Regions from separate parts of the Homo sapiens genome. Here regions 2, 3 and 4 are each linked to region 1. Evidence: chromatin contacts called from ENCODE Hi-C data. All regions are on one chromosome and are shown on one strand. The core of a region is the stretch at or near the end of the contact, and the rest is flanking DNA. Distances in the headings are between cores, read along the strand shown.

The links. A loop is a pair of places that touch in the nucleus more often than their neighbours do. Pooled maps may share reads with other maps.
Region 2: a map of ascending aorta shows a loop between it and region 1 (14-fold over the local background). The contact joins the promoter of CDKN2AIP here to the promoter of FRG1-DT in region 1. A Hi-C loop is called at or near these places in 2 of 168 maps with a recorded cell type or tissue (ascending aorta and naive thymus-derived CD4-positive, alpha-beta T cell), 1 of 37 single-sample maps with no recorded cell type and 12 of 50 pooled maps.
Region 3: a map of naive thymus-derived CD4-positive, alpha-beta T cell shows a loop between it and region 1 (15-fold over the local background). The contact joins the promoter of ING2-DT here to the promoter of FRG1-DT in region 1. A Hi-C loop is called at or near these places in 1 of 168 maps with a recorded cell type or tissue (naive thymus-derived CD4-positive, alpha-beta T cell), 3 of 37 single-sample maps with no recorded cell type and 10 of 50 pooled maps.
Region 4: a pooled map shows a loop between it and region 1 (30-fold over the local background). The contact joins the promoter of TRAPPC11 here to the promoter of FRG1-DT in region 1. A Hi-C loop is called at or near these places in 2 of 37 single-sample maps with no recorded cell type and 8 of 50 pooled maps.

Annotation. Positions count from the first base shown.
Region 1 is chr4:189,938,333-189,943,428 of GRCh38, forward strand. It overlaps FRG1-DT (FRG1 divergent transcript), which reads right to left and starts at 2,401. Exons shown (of 4, transcript NR_149039.1): 1 at 1,327-2,401. It overlaps FRG1 (FSHD region gene 1), which reads left to right and starts at 2,540. Exons shown (of 9, transcript NM_004477.3): 1 at 2,540-2,739; 2 at 4,870-4,940. The coding sequence starts at 2,678. RefSeq lists an enhancer at 2,846-3,345.
Region 2 is chr4:183,441,913-183,447,008 of GRCh38, forward strand. It overlaps CDKN2AIP (CDKN2A interacting protein), which reads left to right and starts at 2,724. Exons shown (of 3, transcript NM_017632.4): 1 at 2,724-3,157; 2 at 3,623-3,753; 3 at 4,176-5,096. The coding sequence starts at 2,886. RefSeq lists a silencer at 2,199-2,748 and an enhancer at 3,029-3,178.
Region 3 is chr4:183,500,790-183,505,885 of GRCh38, forward strand. ING2-DT (ING2 divergent transcript) reads right to left here and starts at 3,726. Exons shown (of 3, transcript NR_033995.2): 1 at 3,387-3,726. ING2 (inhibitor of growth family member 2) reads left to right here and starts at 4,269. Exons shown (of 2, transcript NM_001564.4): 1 at 4,269-4,578. The coding sequence starts at 4,407. RefSeq lists silencers at 3,351-4,390, 4,611-5,096.
Region 4 is chr4:183,656,580-183,661,675 of GRCh38, forward strand. It overlaps TRAPPC11 (trafficking protein particle complex subunit 11), which reads left to right and starts at 2,714. Exons shown (of 30, transcript NM_021942.6): 1 at 2,714-2,868. RWDD4 (RWD domain containing 4) reads right to left here and starts at 2,606. Exons shown (of 8, transcript NM_152682.4): 1 at 2,350-2,606. The coding sequence starts at 2,373. RefSeq lists enhancers at 1,813-2,601, 2,516-2,645, 2,602-3,389 and silencers at 2,121-2,341, 2,156-2,365, 2,736-3,025.

The DNA.
Region 1 (5,096 bases), core at 1,151-3,650:
TTTCTCCCCCACCCTGACTTACCCCTCTTTTCATTTAATATACAATTTTTCTCAGAGTGTTCTTACACATCTTTAACTGTAAATATGACAAAAGCACACAGTATAGTACATTTATCACATGTATAAATGCTGTATCTAGTCATACAATTTTCCTTTTAAAAAAGAAATATTTTATTTTCAAAAAGCAAAGACTCTAGGAATCTTTTCTAGCTGCCAGTCATAAAAACATAAATTCCTGGTTAGTTTCCCAAATTTGCCTGACCATAAGAACCACTTGTGATACTTGTCAAACACATGTATGCTGAGTCCCATCCATGATCTCCTGAATCAGAATCACCAGGTGAGAGGCCTGGGAATACACATTTTAAACAAATGTCCACAGTGATTATGATTAGTAAAGCTTGAAAAACATTTCACTAGGATCTTTATGACTGAATAACCTCACAAACATAGGAAAGTTACTGGAAAAAAATATGAGCAGAATTTCAGAATTCTGCCTTTGCTGAAAGTGTTTGTTCCCTCCTCCTCTACTCATCAAGACCTGACTGCTTATGCAACTCCCCCAAACCATCAATGGGAAGAGCTGAAAATGATTTTAATGAAGAAGAAAAGCTGATGTTTAATTTCAAAACTGACGGTTTGAATAGAAGGGAGAGGCATGAATTTATCTTGATTCTAACAGAAAGCATTGTATTTGGGTCTACAAACGAAATTGGTTTCATTTTTATTTTTTGTAAGTTTTCGCCAAACTCTGTGCATATATAGAGGCTGGGCAAGAAAGAAAGAAATCCAGAAATACGGCATATGCCATCCCTTATTTATTTCCCCATGCGACCAGCCAACAGCTTCTTCACCTAGTCCCTGCTTCAAGCTGACTTTCAGTCTACTTCTCTATCGGAAATGGAGCTTCCCCAAAGACTGCCTCAATGTCAGTTACCCAGAGGCCTTTTTTCCATCTTGGGCTCCTAAACTTCTATGATATTAAATGATACTACCCTTTCTGGAAATTCTCCTTAGCTTTGATTTCTATAATTTAACTCTGTTTCATTCCTTCTTTTATAGCCTTTCTTTTCTCTATCCCTTTACTGTAGACATATTGTACGACTTTGTTCTTGACCTTCTGATCTCTCCACATTCATTCCTTCAGAGCATGTATCCATTTTCTTGGTGTCAGGCTTCCTGACTATCTGATTATTACCATCATATAACGATGTTGGTGATGAGCATAGCTAACATATCCTAGGCATTTTCCATGTAGGTTATAATAAGCACCCTATATAACTCGTACCATTTAATTCTTCAACCCTAAATGATACTATTACTAACCACATTGTATGAGACGAGGAAACAGATTTTCATCAAAACCCTGGAAAGCCAACGTGAGGAGCCCCTGTGTGTCTCCTTTGTTAATGACTCCGGGCATCATGGCATGTGGATTGCCATGGAATGGGGATTAGGAAGCGCAGCACTGTGAAAACACCAGAAAATACGTTGATAGCGGTAAGGACGCTCATCTCTGCACATTGTGACGGTTTTGTTTCTGAGTCAGGTTTGAGATGAGCCAATCCTGACTCCATGGTGCCACCAGGGATCACGAATTTAATAAGATCTTCGTGGATGCTTGGAACCCAACTGGTCTCGGTTTTCTACTTTAGGGAAAGAGCCACAGCTTGAGTGGGGTGGTTTTGGTGTCACATACGCGATTAATAACACCCACCGCTGCAGAGGAATCACCGTGGACTACTCCTCCTTTCATCCCATGCTCTTGCGATGGATCCCTCTCACCTGTTTACTGATTTCATTCAAATTCTTCAGCGACCACAGGACCCCGACTTGCCTTCTCTATCCTGGTTCCCTCACTCTGCTTTACAGGCCTGGCCTGCTCGCTGCTCCTCACACCAGCGCTGCACGGCTCCCTCCACGCCTCCGCCCTGTTTCCTCCATCAGACAGGACTAGCTTCCTCCATCTCTGTCGGGCAAATGCCTGCCCAGCCTTCAAGACCCTCCTCAGATGCCGCCTCCACGATTAGGCTTCTTTCAGACCCCTGAGCCTGTAACACGGGCTACCATAACTCTCCACCTCAGCCCACATTCCCACAGCACTCGCGACGTCCGCGACCCTCAACATGGCGCTTCATTCTCTTTTAGGGTATTTCCTGCTTGTTTCCTGCACACACAGTCGCGCGAGGCGCAGTCCTGAGTGACCCACGCACGAGTGGCCCGCGCTTCCAGCCGCGCCGCCGCAGGCCAGCGAGGGCAGCCTGAGCCGCTTCCCGCCCCGGCGAGGACCGTCGCCAGCCCGCTGCTCTAGCAGGAGGCGGTTCCACAGCGCACCCGGCAGCCCAGCCACCGTCAGCACCGCGCCTCGGGCGGGCTTTTCTCCCTTCCGGGAGGCGCGAATCCTCAGGGGCTCCTTGAGAGGGCGCCAGGGAGCAGCTGCGCGCGGATGCCTTTTGGCCCTCTGCGGCCGCCGTAGCTCCCCGGCAGAAACCCGGAAGTGGAACTCTGAGCCATTCAGCGTTTGGGTGAAGACGGAGGCGGGTTCTACAGAGACGTAGGCTGTCAGGGAGTGTTTATTTCGCGTCCGCTTCTGTTTCTCCGCGCCCCTGTGCTGCCCCGACTCACATACTCGTCCAGAACCGGCCTCAGCCTCTCCGCGCAGAAGTTTCCCGGAGCCATGGCCGAGTACTCCTACGTGAAGTCTACCAAGCTCGTGCTCAAGGGAACCAAGACGAAGAGGTGGGTCCTGCAGCTTGGGCGGGAGCCTCCTCCGTTCTTTTCGGACGCACTCCACCCCCGCAACTCCGGTGGAAGCCGTGGCGCGGAGAGCCGGCTTTGTGGCCTCCCAGGCTTCGCCCTGGCCCCTGTCCGGGCTGGACGGAGGCCGGGCCGCGGTTCCCGGCGTCTGTGCAGAGAGGGGCAGCCTCCCGCGCGGACGACCCTGGAAACAGGATAGACGGGCAGGTGACCCGTGACCCCGTACCCACGAGTTTGGGTCCCCTGAGGCATCTCTCCAGGCCTCTGCCTGGGGGGTCTGCATTAGTCTGATCTCGTAGTTCATGATAATTTCCTTTATTAGGGATTATTATTTTCTCCATTGTCTCTTTTCTTTCTAGAAAACTTATTAATTTTTTCTAATCTAATATGTACAGTGAAACCAGGATGAATCACACAGTGGTTGAGGTGTATATGGGCTTTAGGGATATGGGCTCGAACCTGCACTCTTGTCATTTACTAGTTTTGTAATTTGTGGCAAATTGGTTAATATGTCTGAACTTCCATTTACTCATTAAGAGATCAAATATCTGAACCTCCGTTTACACATTTATACTTTCAGACGTTTTTTATACTTTTAGAAGACTGTGAGGATTAAATGAGAGAACATATATGCAGAAAATAAATTGAGCCAAATGTGAGGAGGAGGTCGTAATGGTAATTTATTAGCTTTTTAGGAAAAAATACCTGTGCACTCATATCCCCGCTTCTTTTTTAACTGGCAGATTTGCCCGAGGTACATACAAATGTCGAGTATTTCCTCCTGGTCTCCGTGATAAACAGAGGTTTTGATATTTTTAGGCGAGATAGAAAGTATCAAGGAGTGAGTTGAAGCCACTGGCCTTGAGAACCCTCTCGAGGAGTCTGGCCTCATGAAGATGCCAGAATAAATGGCAGGTTTATCCTGAATGAATGTGAGATTTTTACTCTGTGAATTTCCTGGGAGGAGAGGAGAGTTATCTTCTGAAAACTTTATAATGAAAATGCAGACACGGGTGTCTTAAGATCATCGTAATAATCATAATTAATGCTCATATAGCACTGTCAATGTGCCAAGAAATTGTTGTAGGCACTTTGCACATTAACTTTTTTTCAAATCACTCTTGGTTTTTTATTTTTTTATTGAGATATAATTCATAATTATAAAATTCACCCTTTTGTACAGTCAGGGGTTTTTAGTATATATTCAAGAGGTTCACCACTGTCTAGTTGCTCAGCATTTTCATCATCTCAGAAGGAAATCTCCCCCTACCCATTAAAGCAGTCACATCCCATCCTCCCCCTCTCCTAGTCCTTGGCAACCACTAATCCGCTCTCTATGTGAAATCGCCTATTCTGAATATTTCCTAAGAAATCATGCAACATGTGGCCTTTTGTATCTGGCTCCTTTCACTTATAACATTATTGAGGTTCATCATTGTTGTAGCGCCTGTTCCTTTTTATGGCTGCATAGTATTCCATTGTATGGATGTATCATTTTGTTCATCCATTCATCAACTGATGAACATTTGGGTTGTTTCCCCTTTTTGGCTATTGTGACTAATGCTAGTGTGAATATTCTTATGTAAGTATTTTTGTGGGTGTATGTTTTCATTTCCCTTGGGTATACATACTTAGGAGTAAAATTGCTGGGTCATGTGGTAACTTTAACTTTTTGAGGAACCCCAAACTGTTTCCTGTAGATGCTGCACCATTTTACATTTCCACCAGGAATGTGTGAAGGTACATATTACCTCTTAATCCTCACAATAGCCTTAAGAGTTAGGTTAAGTTACTATCCTAATTTTTTAAGTGGGGAAACTGACTCAGAGAGATTCAGTACCTTTTCCAAAAATCACGGAGCTAAGAAGTGAAAGAATCAGGATTTAAAATCTGGCAGTGTGGCTCTACAATCTGCTTTGAACTCTAACGTAATATGTGCAAAGCCTGAAGCAACTTCTCAGTACTGTATTTAAGAGGGCATATCAATGTAAGTCTTCCTAAATCAATAATTTATAAATGAAACAGCTTAAAAGACTTTCAAGTTTCAATCTTACAATATTTATCGTACAAATCAATATACCTAAACTCGTCTATATAAATTATGTCCTGTAGTAAGAAGAAAAAGAGCAAAGATAAGAAAAGAAAAAGAGAAGAAGATGAAGAAACCCAGCTTGATATTGTTGGTGAGTCAGTTTTCAGTGCTCTATTCTGAAAAAAGTTAATGTTTCTTGAGATCTCCTTGAAAGTGTTTTCCTAGTTAGAAATTTATGATGTATTCATATTTGTCTTAAAGTGCTTAAATATTACCTACAGTTATAAATTCCATTTATTCTTTAACA
Region 2 (5,096 bases), core at 1,474-3,973, 6.5 Mb before region 1:
GCCTCATTCACCTTGGACCCTGGTGCTTGGTAGGCACTTCACCATTCAACTCTTTCTTGGGAACCTTTTGGATCTCCTCTAGGCCCTGTGAGATATATGTGCGTAAATGCGTGTGTGTGTGTTATGTATATATACACACACACATATGTATATATATATACACACGTGTGTTAGGAGCAGAGGAGGGAGTTGTATAGTTGGTTATCAAAGCTATAAAAGGCCCTTTCTATGTTCATTTCTAAAGGCCAACGCATACAGGCTCAGGGCACGATTGGGCTGTCTTCTCTCAGAAACTCGGGCAGAGCCAAGTCCTTCTGCTCTTAGACCCAAAATCTACCTAGCAATTTCTAACAGCCAACACTTCCCACCCTGCATCTTATTCCCTACTCCCATAGACTTTCCTAGTTATCACCTAAATTCTCCTCTCACCTTTTCTCTCAGAACGTCTCCCCCAGCTTAGAGAGGAATTTGTCTCTGTAGGTGGGAGGGTCTTTAAAAAAAAATGAGGCCGGGCACAGCGACTCATGCCTATAATCCCAGCACTTTGAGAGGCCGAGGCAGAAGAATTGCTTGATATTAGGAGTTCAAAACCAGCCTGGACAACAGTGAAACCTTGTTTCTACAAAAAAATAAAAAATTAGCCTGTCGTCGTGGTACCCGCCTGCAGTCCCAGCTACTTGTGGTTCATAGTCTTTGAATCTTTATATGCAAAGTCAACTTTTTAAGAATCAAAAAAGAAAAATGCATGTATCTTTTATTCCAAGCACCTGGTTTTTGCACAAGTACTCCATCTTTCAGACTCTATCGCTTTTATTATAATTAAAAAAATTGTTTGAAATTCAGGCTCTACTTGTTCTCCTTTCAAGGCAATGAAGCCCATGAGTGGGAAGAAGACTACAGGGCAACAAGAAAAAAAGTGAGAACATTATTATTATTATTTTTTGAGATGAAGTCTCACTCTGTCACCCAGGCTGGAGTGCAATGGCTTGGTCTCGGCTCACTGCAACCTCTGCCTCCTGAGTTCAAGCGATTCTCCCGCCTCGGCCTACAGAGTAGCTGGGACTACAGGCACGTGCCACCACACTTGGCTAACTTTTGTATTTTTAGTAGAGATGGGGTTTCACTACATTGGCCAGGCTGGTCTCGAACTCCTGACCTCATGATTCGTCCGCCTCGGCCTCCCAAGGTGCTGGGATTACAGGCGTGAGCCACTGCACCTGGCCGTGAGAACATTCTTGATTTAAAATGCACATATATAATCTAGGTATGCGATCATAGCTTCTTTTACTTGCCATGGTCCCCTTGCCAAAGAATTCATGAAAGGAGAAATCGTAATTTCTCCACCTTTTAAATAGCCAGATTTCTGCAATCCGTCCACCCCCTCTAGATTTTCAGCAATTATCTGTGAAAAGGAGGAAAGAACAGCAAACTAGAAGCAAAATCACAAAGCTTCAAAATTTCTTTGTGCCTCCGTTTTTATGTAGTTTCTTTTGGTATGGCAGGAAAATGGGCAATATTGTTTTCATACAATAGCTGTATTTTGTTCCAGCATGCACATAAATTACACAGTTAACCTTATCTGATCTTACCTAAAGTGACCTTTTTTTGCTTGCTTATTCTGATTCATGCATTTTTACATCAAAGTCTACATTTATTGAAAGAAAAATTTCATAATTTATATCATTTAACGTATTTATCTTACAGTGCATGTATACCTGGAATGGGAAACGTAACAATAAGCCAGCCAGCAGTTAGAGTACGTAACTGTGGGAAATGTAAAGTGGAAAAAAATATATAGAAGGAAAAAACAGCTCTAACAGGGAGAGAGGTTTGGGGCCCTATAGATAAATAGGTACATTTCCACTCCACCTCCGGACATCTGCCGGTTGGTGGTAAAGCTGTTGATTTTAGGAAATTCTAGAGACAGAGCGTTGTCGGGGTGTTGTTTTCCTACTGACCAGAACAGGAAGGCAATGCCTGGATTAACTAGAGACCTAATAAACTGCGGGAACAAGCCCTACCGCTGCGGGGCCAGGGCCAGCTTCGAAGGCTGCAAGCCTCACGGCAACACGGAGCCAGGTCCTCGTGTGACCTTACTGTCTACTGCTGCTATGTAAGGGGACTGGCACTCCCGCCCTCCTGAAGGCGCGGAGACCCCGACGGCCTCGGAACGCTTCGCTCGGGCACACTGAAAGCAGCGCGAGACGCAGCTCCCAACACTCTAACATGGAGGCCGGCTTTTGTTTGTTTTGGCCCCGCTCACACACAGGCGTCTCAGGGCGGAGACCACAGGCCCCGCGGCTGCGGGCGGCTCAAGGTCCCCCGGGACGCCCCCCTAGCGGACTTTGGCCGCCGCGCCCGGCTGCCTCCCTTGCCCGGGCCCTGCCCCTCTCGCCTCTGCTCCCGGCGCCGCAGCTGACCCGGCGGGGGAGGAGGACGGCAGGAGCGCGCGGCGTCACAAAGCGAGGACAGAACGCCCGGGGTTCCGCCGAGACTCGGTCGTCCCAGGCCAGCTCGACTTGCAGTCCGCCCTCGTGGGGCGGGAGACGCCCGACGCCCGCCCACCTCACCCCCGGGGTGCCCTCCGTGGCCTCACGGGGACGCAGCGTCGCAGCGGCCCCGGCGCCGCAAAGCGTCTTGGGAGCGCCGGCTCGCGCCGGAAGAACGCGAGGGCGCGCGGCGGCGGCGAGGTTATAAAAGGGAAGAAGCCGGCGGTGGGCGGAAGTGGGCGGTTCGGCGGCTCTGGGCGCTGTTGTTTGGTCTTTAGGCCTGCGGAGGGGCGTTATCTGGAGGGCCGCGGGTGCAGGCCGCAGTGACAGGGCCGCTCGCCCCGCTAGTCCTGCCTGTCTCCCGGTGCAGCTGTGTTCGCGGCCTGCAGGCCCAACATGGCGCAGGAGGTGTCGGAGTACCTGAGCCAGAACCCGCGGGTGGCAGCCTGGGTGGAGGCGCTGCGCTGCGACGGCGAGACTGACAAACACTGGCGCCACCGCCGGGATTTTTTGCTTCGCAACGCCGGGGACCTGGCCCCCGCTGGCGGCGCTGCCTCCGCTAGCACGGATGAAGCTGCCGACGCCGAGAGCGGGACCCGAAACCGGCAGCTGCAGCAGCTCATCTCCTTTTCCATGGCCTGGGCGAACCACGTCTTCCTCGGGTGCCGGTGAGTGAGGCAGCGTCCCTAACCAGCACGCCTCGTTTTGTGTGCCACCTGCAGACCGGGGCCCGGCGCCCTCCGCGGGACCGGCCTCGGCGGGGAGGGGAAGTTGTGAAGCGCGGGAATCCGCCGGCCCGGCTGCCCTCTAAGGGGGAGAAGGGCGTCCCTGCGAGGAGCCGACATGATTCCCGGACGTCTGTGTGCCCGGTGGTGTGGGCGCAGCTGCTGGTAGGGTTGCTTGTGTTAGGGAACAACGCTCTTGGGGACGGGTGCGAGATTTAAGATTAGTGAGGAGGTGCCCTGCCTCCCAGACCCTGGGGCACTTGTTTATGGGGTTCCAGGAAACAGTTCTTGGCGGTTGGTTCACTTTCTTGATTGCAGCCAGGAAATGCAGTCCCTGTGGCCTGTTTTTTGCACAAGTAGGACCTTAGAAAAAACACTTTTTAAAAATGACTTTTCCTTCTTTTTCAGATACCCTCAAAAAGTTATGGATAAAATACTTAGTATGGCTGAAGGCATCAAAGTGACAGATGCTCCAACCTATACAACAAGAGATGAACTGGTTGCCAAGGTGAAGAAAAGAGGGATATCGAGTAGCAATGGTTAGCAGATCATAGATGTGAACATACATAGGAGTTTAGAGCATAAGTTTGATATAATTAGGAATTATTGTTACTAATTTTTTTAACAAGCCAGAATTTTTATGTTATTAATAAGTAATAAAGTTGGAATGTTAAACCTAAAGTATATATCTGTGTCTTTAGGCTTTGAATTTGATAGTTTGCTTTGACTGCTTTAGATTTTGAAGTGTCCACTGTTGTCTGATGCTGTTATTTTTTTAATATTAGACATTCATGATGTTATTCAACACTGTTTTAAGAAATTAATGACTCCACACTTTTTAAAGAAACGATTAGTCTTGAAATGTTTTCACTTTGTGCCTTTATTTTAATGTGTATTTGTCTCATCACCCGTTTTGTACGAGGTATTCTTAGTCACATATCTATGTTTTTCTTCTTTTTAGAAGGGGTAGAAGAGCCATCCAAAAAACGAGTTATAGAAGGAAAAAACAGTTCTGCAGTTGAGCAAGATCACGCAAAAACCTCTGCCAAGACAGAACGTGCATCAGCTCAGCAGGAAAACAGTTCAACGTGTATAGGGTCGGCCATCAAATCAGAGAGTGGGAACTCAGCTCGGAGCTCTGGCATCTCCAGTCAGAATAGCTCTACAAGTGATGGAGATCGATCTGTTTCCAGCCAAAGCAGCAGCAGCGTTTCCTCTCAGGTAACAACGGCAGGATCTGGGAAAGCTTCTGAAGCAGAAGCTCCAGATAAACACGGTTCTGCATCATTTGTTTCCTTGCTGAAATCCAGTGTGAATAGTCACATGACCCAATCCACTGATTCTAGACAACAAAGTGGATCACCTAAAAAGAGTGCTTTGGAAGGCTCTTCAGCCTCAGCTTCTCAAAGCAGCTCAGAGATCGAGGTGCCCTTGTTGGGCTCCTCAGGAAGCTCAGAGGTAGAATTGCCACTATTGTCTTCCAAACCTAGTTCAGAGACAGCTTCAAGTGGGTTAACTTCCAAAACTAGTTCAGAGGCAAGTGTTTCATCATCAGTTGCTAAAAACAGTTCCTCATCAGGCACATCCTTACTGACTCCCAAGAGCAGCTCTTCAACAAATACATCGCTGCTAACTTCCAAGAGCACTTCCCAGGTAGCTGCATCACTACTAGCTTCCAAGAGCAGCTCCCAGACCAGTGGATCTCTGGTTTCCAAAAGCACTTCCTTAGCAAGTGTGTCCCAGTTGGCTTCTAAGAGTAGTTCTCAGACTAGCACCTCACAGTTGCCTTCTAAAAGTACTTCACAGTCAAGTGAGAGTTCTGTCAAATTCTCTTGCAAGTTAACCAATGAAGATGTGAAACAGAAGCAACCTTTTTTCAATA
Region 3 (5,096 bases), core at 2,476-4,975, 6.4 Mb before region 1:
GAGAAGAGTTATCTCCAGTTTGTAGTGACTTTTATATATCTTTTTATTTCTATTTAAATTTTTTCTACAATAATGTGTATTACTTATGTAATAAAGTAATAAAAAATGCTTTAATGCTTTAAAACTGAGTTCAGTGGAGACGCACACCATTAGGTTTTGTTTTTTTTTTTTCTTTGAGACGGAGTCTCGCTTTGTCGCCCAGGCTGGAGTGCAGTGGCATGATCTCCGCTCACTGCAACCTCCGCCTCCCGGGTTCATGCCATTCTCCTGCCTCAGCCTCCCCAGTAGCTGGGACTACAGGTGCCCGCCACTACGCCCAGCTGATTTTTTGCATTTTTAGTAGAGACGGGGTTTCACCGTGTTAGCCAGGATGGTCTTGATCTCCTGACCTCGTGATCCGCCCGCCTCGGCCTCCCAAAGTGCTGGGATTACAGGACTATTAGGTTTTTCTTTAGTTGCTTTTTGTACTAATGAATTGATTTAAAGTTTTAGGGTTTTTCACTATAATTTAAGATGCTTCACTGGACCTTCTAGAACAAATTACACTCTAACACAGCCTCCTAGATTACTAAGGATTTATTTATTTGCATCAGGTACAATTACATTTCTTACAACACGCTATCAATTGGTGACTTTTCATATGAGGATTTCTTCTTGAATTTCTCCATATTTAAAGCAGTGATTTTAAACTACTTAAATATCTTCCTCAGAAAAACATTGCTCTCTGCTTCACTGAATTAAACAGGGAATTAACTGCCTCTTACTGGTTTGGAAAAGACCTCAGTAACCAAATAAAATGCATGGGATTTGCTGGATCCTGTTAAACCAAATGTGAAAGATTTACTGAGACAATAGGAAAATTTGAATTGTGTAGTTATTAAATGATAGTAAGAAAATTTGGGGAGGCAGAATACATGGTATTACGGATATGCTTAAAAAACTGTTATCTTGGCCAGGCATGGTGGCTCACGTCTGTAATCCCAGCACTTTGGCAGGCCAAGGCGGGCGGATCTCTGGAGGTCAGGAGTTCCACACCAGCTTTAACCAACATGGTGAAACCCCCTCTCTACTAAAAATACAAAAATTAGCTGGGCATGGTGACACATACCTGTAATCTCAGCTACTTGGGAGGCTGAAGCAGGAGAATCGCTTGAACCTGGGAGGCGGAGGTTGCAAAGAGCCAAGATCGCCCCATTGCACTCCAGCCTGGGCGACAAAAGCAAGTCTCAGTCTCAAAAACAAACAAACAAAAAACAACTATTATATTTTACCTATTCATATTATTCATATTTAAAGTATTTACAGATAAAATGATAAAAATCCAGCAAGAGTGAGGGAATGTGAAGGGCTATAGATTAAATAATCTTAGCCATATGTTGCTAAATGTTGAAGCTGGGTAGACGGTATATAAGGATTTATTGTAGTATTACTTTTGCCTTTGAAAATTTCCATAAAAGTTTAAAAATATTAAAAAGTAGAAAAAAGAAAAGGATTTCATTTATTTGATCTGACTCAAACAGAAGCTGAATTTTCTCAGCAGGCATCTTTAGGAATCTTTCACCATTACTTGCCAGTTTGTTTTCAACCAGTTTGAAGTTGTTGCTCTCCCCAAGAGACAGGTACGGAGGCGTACACATTTCCTGCCAGGGACCTCTTAAAGTCAGACTTAGAAATTCAAGGTAATCCCAGACTAATTTGGGGAGATCAGTTACTTATCTTTTTTTTAGGGTTGCTTTATGGTAGATAATACACTGTAGAGCAAATAAAATGCCTTTTTGCTTTATTCACAGGATTAAATACCATAAATTAATTTCTAGTTGCTGAGAACGGGAGATTTTAAATTTTGCATTTAGAAGACAAGAAATTCAATCTGAAGAGGCCCCATATTTCCAGTTAAGTGACCACTCAGAAGGGAAGGACAGCGCTCAATAACCAAGGTCAAGAGTTGGGTTTAGGGTTTGTGGCGATTTTTTTTGGGGGTGGCAAGAATAAGCCGTAGATTAATCTCTTAAAATAAATATAGCAAGAAAAGCATGCCTAAAATAATTCATACATATACATATATTATCATATTACAGTGTTTTACAGTTTTAGATCAGTACCAGCTAAAATATTCTTTGGATTGTTTTTGCTTTTTTACCAGCCTGTTCAACAGAATTATAAAAGGTGACAATAATGCTATAAATGTCTCCTATCCCATGCTCATCCCTCCTCTCATCTTGCTCTGTTTCTGGAGTACTCTAGGTATTCTGCATCTTTGCCTTTTTCCCCTTCTAGTTTCTAAACACATTTCTTATCTACTTGCAGATCACTTATCAGACTGAATAAAATCCATAGGTACATTCGGTGTCTGACCTGTAACAAGGCACCCCACATTATTTTGCGCCTTTGATAAAGACCAGCTTATTCAAACTTGTGAGAAAACAAAAATAGCAGGGTTCAAGTAAAAACCAGTAAAATTCAGTTCTTCACAGTGGCGGTTTTTTGACAAGACCCGGCCGAAAGATTTCACGAACAGTAAAATCCCAGAATGTTCTCAGAAATACTATCCACTGTACTGTCTGGGTTGCTTAATACTGGCCCAAACCTCAGTGTCCTAGGATAATAACCCAAGACAATTTCCCAGTCCTTTGAAATAGTTGACGTCCCAAGATGTCAAATTGCCTGGAGTGCTTTATTTTGGTTTGAAATTTAAAATTTCCTCTAGATAAAGATCTAGATTTCTCTTTGCAAGTCAAAGGCTAGTTACTATTAACAGCTGTTTCAAAAGTGCTCTAAATAGGTCACCATTCAGGTGTACCAACGCTGCAAACTGGATCTAAGAAGATCCAAATTTGTCACCACTCACTCACATTTTAACTCAAAGGTAGTACTCACAATTGGCCTTGTTTACATAGGCATTCCATTAAAATTATCCATGCATTCATTCTATTTGCACCCATTTCTTTCAAAAATGTCCATCTGTAATTAAAATCAGCTCCTCTGCCTGACATCTCATTTACACTACACCGAAATTAAACCCCACTAGGAGATCACGTAGATTATGGGGCCGAGGGCCCGCCCGCTGACTAGGTTTTCACTCGCGTCTCCTCCATGCCCCAGGTCCCCTCCGATTGCAGTCCTGGGGCAGGACTGAGCAAAAAGTCCCGTAAAGCTGGCGTGTGCCCCACTCCGCCAGGAAGCCTCACCGACGTCCTGTGCTTAAATGTTCTGACACCCCCCAAAAGCAGTTGTTTTTAAAGGCTGTCTGTGGGACCAATGCGTTGTCAAACAGATGCCGTCCCGCATCCCCTCCCCCTAAATGACACAGAAGATTCCAGCGTAGGGGAAGGGCCACGAAACCCGCAGGGCACACGACGCCGGGGGCCGGAGGGAGCACCGCCTACCTCCCTGATCAAGCCCCGCGGTGCCGGGCGAGCCCGAGGGCCCGGCAGGAGGCGGGCGGCAGCCCCAGGCGAGCTCGGAGGCGGCGGGAACGCAGCCGCCGCGCATGCCGGGAGCCGCACGCCGCCCGCCGGGGCGCGCAGTCCCGCAGGCCTCGCTCCAGGTCGTCCGAAAAGGAACCGCCTGCTGCTCCTTTGCAGGCTCGCGAGGAGCCGCACTCGGACCGCCTGATGGGGAAAAAGCCGGTGTGGCCGGGCGGAGCGAGCCGAGCGGAGCTGGAGCTGCCCCTCCCAGCGGGGAGGACGGCACGAAGGACCGAGCCGCCTCCCCTCCCGGGTCCCATTCAGACGCGAGGCGCAGAGACTGGCTCCCCGGGCTTCCCCTTTAAGGGGGGCGGGGCGCGGCCTGCCGTTTGGCCGCCCCCCACACCCTCCCCCGCTAGCCCAGAGCCGGCAGACCAATCGCCCGGGCGGCGGAGCGAAGGCGGGAGAATGCGAACCCTCCGGTAGGCGGTAGGGGCGGGCCCCGGCCTTATTCGCAGGGAGCGCTGCGCAGGCGCAGAGGCGGCCGCGGGCGGAGGGGCGGGGGCAGGCTAGCGGGAGGCTCTCCGTGAGGCACGGAGGGTGACTGGGGACAGGCGGGCGGCGACGGGCTTGTCATGGGGATCCGGGCTGCGAGACGGCACTCGTAGCATCTGGGGACTCCGAGGGGGACAGGAAGTGTCAGCGCCCGGGACCCCGGCGCCGGCCCCGCCGAGGGGATCCCCACTGCTCCGGTCCTGGAGCGGGAGGGGAGAAAGGAGGGAGCCCCGGTTTCGCCCCGCCCCTGGGCTGGTGCTGCGGGGGCGGGGAGTGAGGGCTGCTCTGGGGGGAGTGGAGATCGGGGAGCGCGGCCGTGCCCTCTCGAGCGGCTGCGGGGTCCCCGCGGCGCCGGGCTGCTGAGCTGAGGGCCCGCGGCGGCCGCGGCCGGTGCATGTGCGGCTGCTGGATGCGGAGGCGGCGGCGACGGCGCGGATCGGCAGGATGTTAGGGCAGCAGCAGCAGCAACTGTACTCGTCGGCCGCGCTCCTGACCGGGGAGCGGAGCCGGCTGCTCACCTGCTACGTGCAGGACTACCTTGAGTGCGTGGAGTCGCTGCCCCACGACATGCAGAGGAACGTGTCTGTGCTGCGAGAGCTGGACAACAAATATCAAGGTAGGAGCCGCGGGGCTGCCGGCCTCGGGAGCCGGTGGCGGGGAGCCTGTCCGGGGGAGTGCCACCTTCCCTTTCTCCCGTGACAGTCTCCCCGAGCGCACCGAGGGTCTGCCGAGCGGGACTGGGAGGACTGGAGACCGGGTTGGCGGCCCTCCGTGGCCCCGCGGTGGGCGAGTACTTCTCTGGGGTCCCCAGAGTGGGGGTGGGGGCCGCTTGTCAGCCCCCGCTGCAGACCCAGCGGCTGCAGCTGCCGCTGAGGGGAATCAGCCATTTTAAGCAGCAAGCATTTGTTCAGGCGCTGGCCCGCCCCGTGCCGCAGACCCTGCGGCCCCGGCCCGGGACTGCAGCCGGGCAAGGGTCGGAGGGAGTGAGCGGCCGGGCTCCCGCTGGTCTGCGGGGCGCGCTTCCCCACCTCACTCGCCCCCACCCCGGAGTGCGGGTGCTTTGGAACGTGCGGGGGGAGGGGGCGAGAGGCCGCGGAGGCGGACTGAGGGGGCCTTCCTCCGCGCTCCTGCCCC
Region 4 (5,096 bases), core at 1,464-3,963, 6.3 Mb before region 1:
TCATCACTGTGATCACCGATGAATACCTGAGAAAAGAAGTAAAGCAAGACTGCACTTGGGTACACGTTTAAGTTTTTCAAAAAGATGCATGTCATGAATTCTACAAACTAAAGATGGTGAAAGTGGGCTTGATCTACAGTCAAAATTTTAGAATAGAAATTATTGGCTGGGCGCGGTGGCTCACATCTGTAATCCCAGCACTTTGGGAGGCCGAGGCGGGCGGATCACCTGAGGTCAGGAGTTCGAGGTCAGCCTGGCCAACACGGTGAAACCCCATCTCTACTAAAGACACAAAAATTAGCCAGGTGTGGTGATGGGCGCCTGTAGTCCCAGCTACTCAGGAGGCTGAGGCAAGAGAATCGCTTGAACCCAGGAGGCGGAGGTTGCAGTGAGCCGAGATCGGGCCACTGCAATCCAGCCTGGGCTACAGAGCGAGGCTCCGTCTCAAAAATAGCAACAACAACAGCAAAAAGACATTGTTGAAGAAACAGTGTGTGAGGAACTGGGACATTAAGGAGTAGACCCTAAGACCTAGTAAGTATATGAAAAACAAGATATACCCTTCTTAGATAGGGAAACTTGATTGGCACAATGAAGAAAGGCATAAAACACCGACTATATAGATTTCAGCCAGGCTCCACAGGTTTCTCTTGCTACCTTTACAGAAAAAACAAAAAAAAACAAAATACAGAAATTCAAGCCGGATTCAAGAATAACTAAGATTAGATTGGAACAAAAACCTTACTCAAGATATAGTACTACTCCTTCTGTCCCTAATCCTTTCCCATATTTTAATTTATGACTTGGACAGGTACAAAAATAGGAGGCAAGTTTATTAAATTTGTGGATGACAATTTGTTGGGACAGTGAATAATGCTGATGGCTGAATAAGAATCCAAAAAGTCTTTGAAAAGCAAGCTAATGATGAAATTTAGCAGGGTAAGTAGAACTTGTATCAATACTCAGATACCTAAATGTAGAAGTTGAAGATGAAAGACAAATTGCTTTGTATAAAGCACTTAAAAGATTTCAGTTGACAGTAAATTTAACTAGACAAAACAGCAAGATGCCACAATTTTGAAACAGGACATTTAAAAAATTAAAATCTGTCCACAAACACGTGATTCCAGGATAGTGAAGAGATTAACAAAGAATGGATATATGAAGACAAGCTAAAAGGAACCACTTCCTCAGAGAAGGTCTGAGAAACTGGGCAGGAAACTATCTTCAAAGATCAGAACATCGGTCATCTGAAAGAAGAATGAAATTTTCTTGTTAAACTGGAGATTCCTGGGCCCACCACAGAAATTCTGATTCAGTAGGTCTGGGGTGGAGTGCACGCATCTGTTTTCTAGCAACCATCTAAATGGTTCTAAGGTAGGGGACTATGGTCCAACTCTGAGAAACATTACACTGTATGTTCTTTGCTTTGCAGGGAGAAGAAGCTATTAACGCATTCACTTAGAAATTCACCCGGCAAGAATATTTTAGAAGAGATTCAGATATCAACTAGCTAGCTTGTTGGACTTTGGGTCCTTTAAAGGTTAACTTCCAATCCAGAGATTCTATTACATTTATCATGTAAAAGTAGTAAGTTTCAAGCATTATACTTTAAATTAACAGTGAACTTATCTACCACCCAATAAGACCTGGTTTCTAGTCCCGATTCTACCACGTACTTACTGTGCAGCCCTGCGGCTATCATCGACCCACCTATCAAAGTTAGAAGGTTCCCCTACAGATGGCCCGTAGCACCCACCCCCCAACTCTAATATTATATGATTCAATGTCAAAATGGCATCTCACAAGGAAATATTTGAGCATAAACCATAAATTCAGGTGGTACATGAATGCTCAAAACAGACAGATGGGTAAAAGATTTCCCCAAACAATATGGACAGAAACTCAGATGCACCACCAGTGTCATTTTCTTCCATGAGAAATGTAACTAACTCAATTAGCCCTCTACTAGCCAAGAGATTTAAAGATGACCAGACTAAAATTTAAAGGTGATCAGCCTAACTCAGTAAACAGGCACTGAACACATGGGATTCAAGGAGAGCCAAGAGCACTGGATCGTGCACCAAGGACGCTCATCCCTGTTATTAAGTAACCAGGGGAGACTCCCGGATTTGCAAAAATGAAAAATGAGGGGGGAAGAGTGGCAGAGGCGGACTCCTGGCCATTCACGCGCGCTTGGGTGGGACGCCGGTGAACTCGGGGCACCCCGGCCGGCTCCGAGGGCACAGGGCACGTGCCGGGCAGGCTGTCCGGGCACCAGGTCTCACGGGGGCCCGGGGCTGCGCGCCGCGCCCGCGCTGGGAGAGGGCCCTGAGCCGGGGGGCTCACCTCCTGGTCCTCGTTGGCACTCATCGCGCCGGTCGCGGGGCGCCTCCTGAGCGGACGGCGTTCGCAACAACGAAGAGAAAGCGAAGGCAGCGGCCCAGAGGCCGGGCGTCCCCCTTTCGCGCCTCGGCTGTGGGGGCGGCACAGTCTTGGCACTGGCAGACGCCAACTGCGCGCGCCCCGAGCCTCGGCAGCGCCCAGCCGCCGGCAGTGGGCTGTGGGCTACGAGCCGGAGCCGCGGCTGGTGGGGCCTGGGAAGTGCAGCGTCTCCCTGACGCTTGGAGGAGCGGCGTAAAGTTCCGGGACAGCGATTGGTGTAGAGCGCGGTCACTCAGGCCCAGAAAGTGCTTCCTGTGCCGGGGGAGGTGGGTACAGGGAAGTCTCGCCTGTTGGAACTGGCTGTGGGGCTGCGGCGGTGGGGACGGGCCACGGCGTTCTGTGACATCCCCCCGCCTCCCCTCGTCTTCTCCCGGCTGGCGGCGACCGGCCTCAGCTGCAGCGGGCCCGGGGCGTGGGGCCTGGGTGAGTCCGGGCCCGGAGACCCGCGGGGCCAGGCGGGACCGCCGAGGAAGAGAGCTAGCTCTTAACAATGCTGGTTTGGGGGCCTGCGTTTTGCAATCCCATCGACGGGTGCAATCCTGGCACTTCTCTTTTAGACCCGAGGAAAGACGCACCCGTTTCTAGGGCCTCCCAGGTTTAAGACGGGGGAATAAGAGGAGGAAGATATCTGCCTTTAGGGACTGCAAGGTTATTTCTCTACCTTTCCTCACTGGAGCTACCAGAACAGATACTGGGACCATGGGGACGGTGTTTCTCCTACGTTGGATTGTTGCTTCTCATCTTTAACATCGAAACATCATTTCGTCCCCACACTGTCGTTCCTCTTTTGTTCGTTTTGTAGTTGAACATCTCTGAATCCCATTCTTAGCAGCCTTGTGTCCTAACACCCTGAACTTCCAGTTAGTTAAAAGAAAAAAAAAGTAACCACATTAGGTTTTGGGGTTTTTTTAGTTGCCAATTTGATTGGGTCACCTTTCTTATCTTTCACGCTAGTTTCCAGTTTACTTCCCTTGCATTACTTGATCTCCCATCCATTATTCACCTTCTATAGCTGCGCCTCCTTTCGTGTATAGTTTCGTTGGTTGCTCCATTGGATATCTGAAAATTTCTCCTTCCAGCCTGTCATTGAAATCCATTCGATCTGCGCCTGTGCGTTATCGGGGTTCTCATTCAAATTCCTTTGCTGCAGAATAAGCACGACCATTTCAGGTGACATAGGAGAATGTGGCAAGACTTTCTGATACAATTTTCGTGCAGCAATTTTGGGACACATTTCCCATAATTTAGATCTCTGCTGTCCAGTTCTGTAGCCAGTAGCTACATCAGGCATTTGAAATAGGCTAGTCTGAATTGAGATGTGCTGTGAGTGTGAAATACACACCAGATTTTGAAGACTCAGTACAAAAAAAGGTAAAATATGTCATTAATAACTTTTATATTATTGTCAGTATGATAATATTTTGGACATACTGTACTGCGTTAAATTGAATATTAAAATGAATTCCATCCACGTTTTACTTTTTAATATGACTGCTAGAAATTTTTAATTTATTTATGTGACTTGTATTTCTATTGGATGACAGTCATTTTTAGTTCCTCTTATTTCAACTCCATATTTAAAGACCACAGCTATGTCTTTTGGGCCTCTGGAGTTATTACAGGAAATGGCCTCTAGTCTAGACTCGTTCATATTAAGCAAAGGGGCCCGTATTGTATTTTGGTCACTTGTTTTTTGTTGTTGTTGTTGAGACGGAGTCTTGCTCTGTTGCCCAGGCTGGAGTGCAGTGGTGCGATCTCGGCTCACTGAAATCTCCGCCTCCCGGGTTCAAGCCATTCTCCTGCCTCAGCCTCCCGAGTAGCTGGGACTATAGGCACGCATCACCATGCCCGGCTAATTTTTGTATTTTTAGTAGAGACGGGGTTTCACCCTATTGGCCAGGCTGGTTTTGAACCGTTGACCTCGTGAATCGCCCGCCTTGGCCTCCCAAAGTGCTGGGATTACAGGCGTGAGCCGCTGTACCCAGCCTGGTCACCCCTTTTTAATTTTCATTCCTACATTACCCAGAACTAGACTGTTTCTTTCTCTGAACATGCAATCCTTTGCCCTCATAACTTAATCCTGTCCTAAAAATATTTAAACAATTCTAAAACAATCTGTTGTAGACATTTCTGGCAAGCTTTGCAAATCATTTATTGAATACCTGTTGTTCTTTCAGTATGTAAACATGAGAAGACTAATAGTCTTTCCTAAATTAACCTTTCAGTTGAAAATATTCCATGTTTTGGGGATTAGGTATTAGCCTAAGTGTGCCTCACTTTTCACAAAGATTGTGTTAGACTTCTCCATAATATACTGGTATACTGGTGTAGATTACCTTTTTTTTTTTTTTTTTTTTTTTTTGAGACGGAGTCTCCTCGCTCTGTCGCCCAGGCTGGAGTGCAGTGGCGCGATCTCCGCTCACTGCAAGCTCCGCCTCCCGGGTTCACGCCATTCTCCTGCCTCAGCCTCCCGAGTAGCTGGGACTACAGGCGCCCACCACCATACTCGGCTAATTTTTTGTGTTTTTAGTAGAGACGGGGTTTCACCATGTTAGCCAGGATGGTCTCGATCTCCTGACCTTGTGATCCGCCCGCCTCGGCCTCCCAAAGTGCTGGGATTACAGGCGTGAGCCACCGCGCCCGGCCAGATT